Regions from separate parts of the Homo sapiens genome. Here all the other regions are linked to region 3. The links are chromatin contacts, found by Hi-C in ENCODE. All regions are on one chromosome and are shown on one strand. Each heading gives the region's core, a stretch centred on a gene start or an enhancer-like site at or near the end of the contact. The rest is flanking DNA. Distances are from core to core; before and after follow the strand shown. Region 1 holds the start of LINC01167 (long intergenic non-protein coding RNA 1167). Region 2 has its middle 22 kb from the start of LINC01168. Region 3 holds the start of ADGRA1 (adhesion G protein-coupled receptor A1).

The links. A loop is a pair of places that touch in the nucleus more often than their neighbours do. Pooled maps may share reads with other maps.
Region 1: a pooled map shows a loop between it and region 3 (2.0-fold over the local background). The contact joins the promoter of LINC01167 here to the promoter of ADGRA1 in region 3. A Hi-C loop is called at or near these places in 1 of 168 maps with a recorded cell type or tissue (mesothelial cell of epicardium) and 1 of 50 pooled maps.
Region 2: a loop to region 3 is called in a map of posterior cingulate gyrus, with 2.9 times the contacts of the local background. The contact joins the enhancer-like site here to the promoter of ADGRA1 in region 3. A Hi-C loop is called at or near these places in 2 of 168 maps with a recorded cell type or tissue (posterior cingulate gyrus and testis) and 1 of 50 pooled maps.

What each region holds. Positions count from the first base shown.
Region 1 is chr10:132,960,931-132,963,630 of GRCh38, forward strand. LINC01167 (long intergenic non-protein coding RNA 1167) reads right to left here and starts at 1,307. Exons shown (of 2, transcript NR_125763.1): 1 at 829-1,307; 2 at 410-534. The region is part of intron 1 of LINC01166 (long intergenic non-protein coding RNA 1166); the gene reads right to left. RefSeq lists an enhancer at 905-1,800.
Region 2 is chr10:132,986,583-132,989,282 of GRCh38, forward strand. No RefSeq gene overlaps it. Among named protein-coding and RNA genes, the nearest start is that of LINC01168, 22 kb to the left of the region's middle. Within about 2 kb of position 1,314, at least 2 of the 41 ENCODE cell types and tissues checked have a DNase peak (open chromatin) inside an H3K27ac peak, as active enhancers do.
Region 3 is chr10:133,086,466-133,089,297 of GRCh38, forward strand. ADGRA1 (adhesion G protein-coupled receptor A1) reads left to right here and starts at 1,459. Exons shown (of 7, transcript NM_001083909.3): 1 at 1,459-1,673; 2 at 2,243-2,447. The coding sequence starts at 2,445. ADGRA1-AS1 (ADGRA1 antisense RNA 1) reads right to left here and starts at 232. Exons shown (of 3, transcript NR_111905.1): 1 at 24-232. RefSeq lists an enhancer at 2,613-2,832.

The DNA of each region.
Region 1 (2,700 bases), core at 57-2,556, 130 kb before region 3:
GCGAGGCCTCGTCCCCAGATGCCGCCTCCCACGTGGTTCAGCCAGAACGCGCTCCCACCTCAGCCCTCCCTGGTCACCGTGGGTGTCAGAGCCACCAGGGTGGTGCCATCCCGAGGGGCATTCCCTCGACAGGTGACAGCTCTTCCCAAACACTGCTGCCCCAGAGTGTGACAGAGGCCCCTGGTCCGGAGCCACACCACAGAGGGACACCCCCACGGCCCCTCGCACTGAGAGCGCGCGGCTCAGGCAGGAGCCAGCCTCAGGCTGCAGGCCCTGTGGGCGGACGGCGGAGGGAGGCAGGGCTGGGAGACGTTTTTTGTATCTATGAGTTAACAACAAACCCAGCCGGAACCCCAGGCTCAGATCTGCTCAGAAGACGGAGGGGAAGCAGCAAATGCTGGCGTCTGACTTGGATCCAGGACTTTTATTTTTAAGCTTTAAAAATGTGAAGAAGAGGATGTCACCAGCTAACGACGTCAGCAAACGTCTTGGAAAATTTGGAAACGTGTTGACCGGGTTGGCTGTAATTTATTTCTAGAAGTGTAAGCAAGAATTTGGGGCTGAGGGCTAAGAAAGGCAAAACCAGAAACATCAAGATCGGCTCAATGTGACCCCTGCCGCATGCCTGCTCCCAGGACCCCTCACCCCCAACCCCTGCCACACACCTGCTCCCGGGGGCTCCCCACCCCTCACCCCCACCTCATGCCTGCTCCCCGGCACTTCTCACCTGCTCACCCCTACCACATGCTGGCTCCCCTGACCCCCCACCCCTCACCCCTGCTGCACACCTGCTCCCCTGATCCCCCACCCCTCACCCCTGCTGCACACCTGCTCCGGCGATCCCCCACCCCTCACCCCCGCTGCACTTGCAGCCCAGCCTTGGAGTGCAGGCCTTTCTCCTTCACTCTTCCGCCTTAGGACGCTGGCCGTGTATGAGTGTCAGTGCACGGATGAGCGAGTGTGAGTGTGAGCCTGACAGGCATGTGTGAGCATGAGTTCAGTGTGTGTGTGAGCAAGTGTGTGTGTGCCTGCGTGAGTGTGCACAACAGTCGGCCTCTCCACGTGCATGTGCCAGGCCGGCAGGTCCAGCCCCCTCTGCTTCCTCCGCGTGAGGAGGGCTCACAGTCCCTGCAGGGCCTGCACAGCCCGGGAGACCAGCGATAGGGCAGGGGCTCCGGGAGCTGCCAGCTTGGCTGGGAGGACAGAATCACGTTGCTGATGGACGTCTTCTGAGAGAGGACTGGGACGCCATCATTCGAGTGAGGTTTGAGGTGGGAGTCGACTCCAGAGGCAGTACTTGGACTCCGGACCGGATTGACTAGTTAAAGCAGGGCTCGCGGAAGCAGCTTTCCCTAAGCCTCGCCCACCCGAGTGCCTGTCAGTTTTCCGTTGCCATAGCAACACCCGGGTGTTACCGCCCCCTTCTATGGCAATGACTCAATGACCCAAAAGTTACTACCCCTTCCCTAGAAATTTCTGCATAAATCGCCCCTTAATCTGCATGCGATTAAAAGCGGTATAAGTGTGACTGCAAAACTGCCCCAAGCGGCTGCTCTCTGCCTACGGGGCGGCCCCGCTGCAGGAGCAGTCAGGGAGCTGTGAGCTGTGGCACGGCCGCCTGAATAAAGCTCTTTCCTTCTACCTGCGGCTTGCCCTTGAATTCCCTCCAGGGTAAAGCCAAGAACCGTCGGGGCTCAGCCCCACCTGGGGGCTCCCCTGCCCCGCACCACCGAAGTCTTGGATGGGTAACTGGAAGATGCCATTGTGAATAGAAATATCCTTTCTCGATGAATTAGAAAATGAAACCAACTCCTGCATTAATTTTACACAAATGACATCAAGAGGGTTGAGAGAAGAAGGTGGCTGTCCCCAGCTCCGGGTCCCTGCCAGCCTTATGATAGTCTTCTAAGGCCATCTATTATTTCCTGAAATATTCATAGAAGTATGAAAAATTGAGCATGAGTGGTTTGCTTTGTGCTTCGTTATTTATTAAGCTTGTGACTTATTTTTCTTTTGGCGAAGAGCTTCCTATCTTTTCCAAGAAAAAAAAAGTGGGCCAGAATAACAGCCCTCATGTTTTGAGCTTGAAATTAAAATTTCGAAGACCTCCCTGTACAAAGTGAAGCTGAGTAAAGATGTTTACAAATGCAGATTGAAAATGAAAAATGCAAGGGCCTTTGTGACTCATTTTATGAATATGTGTTTTTATCAAAGAACTCCCATAAGTTGACTCGGAGCCTGATTTGCATCTAGGGTTTCATCCTTGCTTGGTGGTGGACTGGCCGTCCCTTCATCCCTTCTATAAGTCCATTAACATCCCTCCCTCCATCTGTCCGTCAACATCCCTCCCTCCATCCATCTGTCTATCAACATTCCTCCCTCCCTCCATCTGTCCATCAAAATCCCTCCCTTCATCCATCTGTCTATCAACATTCCTCCCTCCCTCCATCTGTCCATCAACATCCCTCCCTCCATCCATCCGTCCATCAACATCCCTTCCTCCATCCATCCGTCCATCAACATCCCTCCATCCATCCGTCCATCAACATCCCTCCCTCCATCCATCCGTCCATCAACATCCCTCCCTCCATCCATCCGTCCATCAACATCCCTCTCTCCATCCATCCATCCATCAACATTCCTGGCACCTGCTCAGCATCGGGGGGGCATCCCAGCCCTCACAGGGAGCAGGCACAGTAG
Region 2 (2,700 bases), core at 64-2,563, 100 kb before region 3:
GGAAACACAGGGAGTATTTCCTGGCCCCTCCCCTGAGGGTCAGGGACAGGGATGGGACCTTCCCCTGAGGGTGGGGACAGGTCACAAGCCCTTTGCCGTTTTCTGGGAGGCCTCCAGGGCACCAGACCAGCAGGGTGGGTGTGGCCGATGCTGGTGCTGGGGGGTCCTGAGCACTGGCTGAGGCCAGCAGGTGCAGCGGGCACCCGTTCCTCTCTGTGGAAGCTGGTCTTGCCTGTGGGCCCGGGTGGCGGAGGCTGGGCTGGTGACGCTCTTGCTGTGAGAAGGGAGGCACGTCACAGTCCACAGGGACTTCACTGGCACTCATGGCTTCCAGAGTCTTCTCTCCTTGAGTTTTGAACATTCCCAAAGTGTTTTATTCACAAAGGTGTTTCTGATGCGTGTAGTTGAACTCTTGGGGCCAGGGGCTATCCTGCCTGAAGATCTTGATTTGAGAATTCTGTGGTCTCGCTGTCCTTTGGGAACTGAAGCTGATGGGTCCACGCATCTTCATTTCACTCTTCTGCGTGGCCTGCTGCAGGCGGCACGTCTGGCTCAGCACACGTGATCTGATTCTGCGAAAATTACCCGAGAATGTCAGGATACGACAAACACTGGTGAGAGCCGTAGCTGGAATGAATGTCAGGGTGTGACAGACGCTGGTGAGAGCCGTAGCTGGAATGAGGAGCTTTAAAGTGCTATCAAGTATAAGTTCTTATAAACAACTGACATGGCAATTTATACCCGATAGTGGCTCACACAGATTGTCATTGCCAATTCTGGAAAAGAGGTTTACACGTCAGTGGTCTCTATGGTCTTCCTCATGGACTTTGAGGAGACATCCGTTCGTAAAGTCTCGAGATCATGGGAGGAGAAGGTTAGTGGTGCTCAGACTCCAGCATGTGTGAGAATCTCAGCTGGTGAGAACACCCGTCCCAAGGATGTGTCTGGGGCCGTCATGAGGGGCAGCAGGAGTCGGCCCCCTCCGAGAGACTGGAAATATGTTGGTACCATCCAGGCCCCCGGCAGGAAGGACCAGGCATCTCAGGGAGAAGCGGCCCTTGGAGTCCTCTTGGAATAGCACCTCTTTCTTTTTTTTTTTTTTGAGATGGAGTTTCGCTCTTGTTGCCCAGGCTGGAGTGCAGTGGTGCTGCGATCTTGGCTCACTACAACCTCTGCCTCCCAGGTTCAAGCAGTTCTCCTGCCTCAGCCTCCCGAGTAGCTGGATTACAGCTGTGAGCCTCTGCGCCCGGCCAAGACAGCACCTCTTAAACTCCGGCCTGGAGAGGCAGTGGCCCTGGGCACCTCCCCGCTGCACACAAGCCCCATCCACTCATGTGCTTGGCTTTGTCCTCAATGCTGAATCATCTCCAGCGGAAGTCCCTGGCCCAGACTCCGTTCCACAGCATCATTCAAACTTAACAAGCCAGAGAGGGTTTAAAAAAATGTATGGTTAGAGGATGCTATATCCATCGCCGGCAATCCACATCAGCGTTAAAGGCCATTCTTCATCAAGATATATTTTAACTATGCAGCCAAATTATACTCAATAAACAAAATGCACATTTAACTGGAACCAGATGAAAACGGAACGCGGGAACAGATTTGGAAACAGAATGAATGCCAGGCATGTGGAGTTTAAAAAGAAACAAGTGACATAATTACCACTCACGGAGCCAGATGGCAGTGCCCGGGTTTTGAATCTGCTGGTTATCACCAGGATTCTGTGGAGAGAAAGCTCGTGTGGTCACAGGAAGCAAATCCGCCTCCGAACCCTCTGAGAGCTGCCTTGGCTTTCGGCACCATTGCGCCGGGGGTGCCACATGAGGGGGTGGCTGTCTTCTGCCGGATTCTGTGCGTCATGAGCGCCGAATGTGGGGAGCAGGGTACAGGATTCCTGCTGCACGAGGGGCACCACCAGCAGCTGGGTGCCTGAGGCCAAGGCTGACTTTACAGGGAGGGGCTGAGGCCCGGGGGTGCTGACCTTACAGGCAGAGACCTTAGGCCTGGGGGTGCTGACCTTACAGGGAGGGGCCTGAGGCCTGGGGGTAGCTGACCTTACAGGGAGGGGCCTGAGGCCTGGGGGTAGCTGACCTTACAGGGAGGGGCCTGAGGCCTGGGGGTAGCTGACCTTACAGGGAGGGGCCTGAGGCCTGGGGGTAGCTGACCTTACAGGGAGGGGCCTGAGGCCTGGGGGTAGCTGACCTTACAGGGAGGGGCCTGAGGCCTGGGGGTAGCTGACCTTACAGGGAGGGGCCTGAGGCCTGGGGGTAGCTGACCTTACAGGGAGGGGCCTGAGGCCTGGGGGTAGCTGACCTTACAGGGAGGGGCCTGAGGCCTGGGGGTAGCTGACCTTACAGGGAGGGGCCTGAGGCCTGGGGGTAGCTGACCTTACAGGGAGGGGCCTGAGGCCCGGTGGGGGGGGGGGGGGTGCTGACCTTACAGGGAGGGGCCTGAGGCCTGGGGGTAGCTGACCTTACAGGGAGGGGCCTGAGGCCTGGGGGTAGCTGACCTTACAGGGAGGGGCCTGAGGCCTGGTGGGGGGGGTGCTGACCTTACTGGGAGGGGCCCGAGGCCCGGTGGGGGGGGTGCTGACCTTACTGGGAGGGGCCTGAGGCCAGTTTGTTGGGGAGCTGCTGTTCCCCTCTCTGTGCCCTGGTGTGGAGCTGGTGGCGGGAGAATGGGAATTCTTATCTTGGGAAG
Region 3 (2,832 bases), core at 209-2,708:
TGTGCTCAGTGTGGTACCCTCACCTGGAGCAGTCTCTGTGGTGGGAGCCGCTGGGTGCAGGAGTAAGACGTCAGGGCAGAGCCCATGGGGACCCCCGGCCTGGGGACGTCTGGGGCAGAATCCTCCCCTTGCTGCCCGCTTCTTCCCAGCCCTCTTGTCCAGGACCATCACCCAGGGGACACCAGGGGGGGCTCCGAGGCTCCAAGGGAACGGTGTCCAGGGAGTCAGGGCGGCCAGGTCCTGGGGTGCCTAGAGCGTCTCCAGCTGGGAACTAGACCGTCGCCTGCCTGGACCCTGTGTCCCTCAGCTGGAGTTCAGGGACCAGCACAGTGTCCCCACAGAGGGGCTCTGGGAACACCAGCTAGATGGGGCAGTGGGGCCCTGAGCACATCCCGCTCAAAAGCCCCATAATGAGAGGCCGGGGAAGCGGAACGCTGTCACCCCTGCATCTAATTCTGCCTCTGTGAGTCTTCATGACAACCTCCCAATAGTACATCCTTCAGGCCCCTCAAAATCCATGGCAGCAGGGCCTGGGGACCCCCTGAACAGGCGCCAGTGTCACAGAACCTGGGGCAGAAGTAGCCATGCAAGGGTGGAGGCCAAGGAGGGAACAGGTGGAGGGGTGTGGGGTCACCCAGGGCCAAAGGGGGAACAGGTGGAGGGGTGTGGGGTCACCCAGGGCCAAAGGGGGAACAGGTGGAGGGGTGTGGAGTCCCCCAGGGCAGTTCCTGAGACTCTTGCTGAGGCTGCCACCAGGCCAGCACGTGCCCCAGAAAACGGAGTTTGTGACGAAAACTGGAGTGGACTTGGACCCACCTTGTCGGGTAGGAGGCCCCTTGGGGCAGGATAGGGACCTGTGGGATGTGTGCAGAGCCCAAACCTCGCTGCGGGTGGGAGGCTGGGCTGCGCCGCCCCTGGCACCCTGGCCTCCACACTCGCCTTGGCTCTGGATGCCCAGCTCTGTGGCCCAGGATGCAGGAGGGTTGGGGTAGGGGGACAGGGACGCTTTCTGCACAGCCACAGGCCCTGTCTGTCTACACCGGCTGCGGCTGCCCTGCTGACTCACACTCAGACGGGTTCACGACAGGTGCACCTCGGTTCTGGCATATCTGGACTTGAGAATGTTAAATAAAGGATGGAAAATTCCTTCCAAATCCATTTTCTTGTGTATATTTCTGTTCCTGCAGCTTCTCCACGGATGGAGATTGTCTTTGGGAATAACACAGGGTCGTGCAGTCCGCCCGGCGGCGTTTTCGGGCGAGGGTCTGGTGCTGGGGAGCGAGCGCGGAGCGAGGTGTCTCTTTAAATACGCTCTGCAGTGTGACGGCGGCCGCCCGGCTGGAAGAGCCATCCCCACCCTGCGGCAGGAGCCCGCCCGCCGCCATCGCCCGCCCCGGTCCCCATGGTTACGCGCCTGCCTCCGGCCCCGGGTCCCCGCTGTCGCCGCGGGAGGTGCGCGCAGAGGCGGCGGCGCTGCTGGCCGGGCTGGGCCGCTCGTGCGCGGGGCTGTGACTCACCGGCCGGCGCCGCAGCCCCGCAATCTGTTGATAACTCGGTCCCAGCTCGGCCGCTGCCCTCGCGAATGGAGAGCGGGTCCCCGGCGGGGGGAGCGCAGCGCGTCTGTCTCCGGGAGCGCGGCCCGGCCGCCCCGGCAGCCGCTTCGGCCACAGCAGGTGGGAAGGACGCGCGGGTCTGGGCGGCGGGAGGGACGCGCGGGGCCGCGGCTCGGCAGAAAAGCTCGCGCCCCGAGGTGACACTGGCCGCGAGGAAAGCAGCTCCGAGTAACTTTCGGCTCCGCTGGGGCGGGAGGCGCCACGGATAATCCAGGGCCCCCGCCCCGCGCGCCCGGCCCGGAGCTCGAGCCACATCCAGGCAGAGCAGGCGCCGCGGCCGGGCTGGGGCGGGCGGGTCACTCGGTGCCGGTTCCCGGTGCAAACCCCCCGGCGCGCCTCTGGCTTTGTGCAGCCCGAGATGGTTGAGTTTGGCTCCGGAGCCGGGAGTGGGGCGCAGATTGATTTTTAAATATGGAGAAGGAGACGCATCTGCCGCTGGCGCGTTCGGTCCGAGCCCCCCACCGGTCCCCACCGGCACCGCCTCCGCCAGCCCCAGGCGCAGCCCCCAGGCCGCCCGCGGAGGGGAGGGAGCGACAGGGGCCGCGGCTGCTCCCTGGCGGGGTCGGGGCTGCGAGCTGCCCTCCGCGGGGACCCTCCGCCCGCCCCGCTGACCGCCGCTGTCTTCACAGATGGGAGCAGCTCCCGGACTGCGCCCGCCCCGCCGCGGTCACCCTGAGGCCAGGGGCCCGGGAGCGCGACCTCCTGGCCGCCGTCTGGGACTTTGACCTTCCAGAGGCCATGGAGGCTGGCGGGGAGCAGGGCGCCACCTGATCGCCTCCCCCTGGACGCCTCCTCCAGCGGCGCTCACGCTTCCGCAACTTTGCAGCGCTCATGGTGAGTACGGGGGTCCCGGGGGTCCTGCAGCTGGGGGCTAGGCCGCTGCGGGGGGGCGGCCACCCGTATGGGGACTCCCAGGCTGGAAAAGTTGTGGAATGGCGAGCTGGTGACCGGGCTTCCGGGCTCAGTGCCGGGGTGGGAGGCTCTGTGGAGTGGGGGCCGGGGACAGGCCGCGTGTCTGGGCACCTCTGCTCCCCGCGTGCTGGGTGCTGATCATACTAATGAGTTGCAGGCATATGGCAATGTGGAATCATTTAATCAATGGAGGCGACGTCCCTCCCGCAAAGCTGGCATCCGTGCCCTGTGAAAACCTGGTCTGTGCCTGGGCTGGGGTCCCTGCCACCCCAAGCCCCTCCACCCTGGTCACCGGCCTCCTCCACGC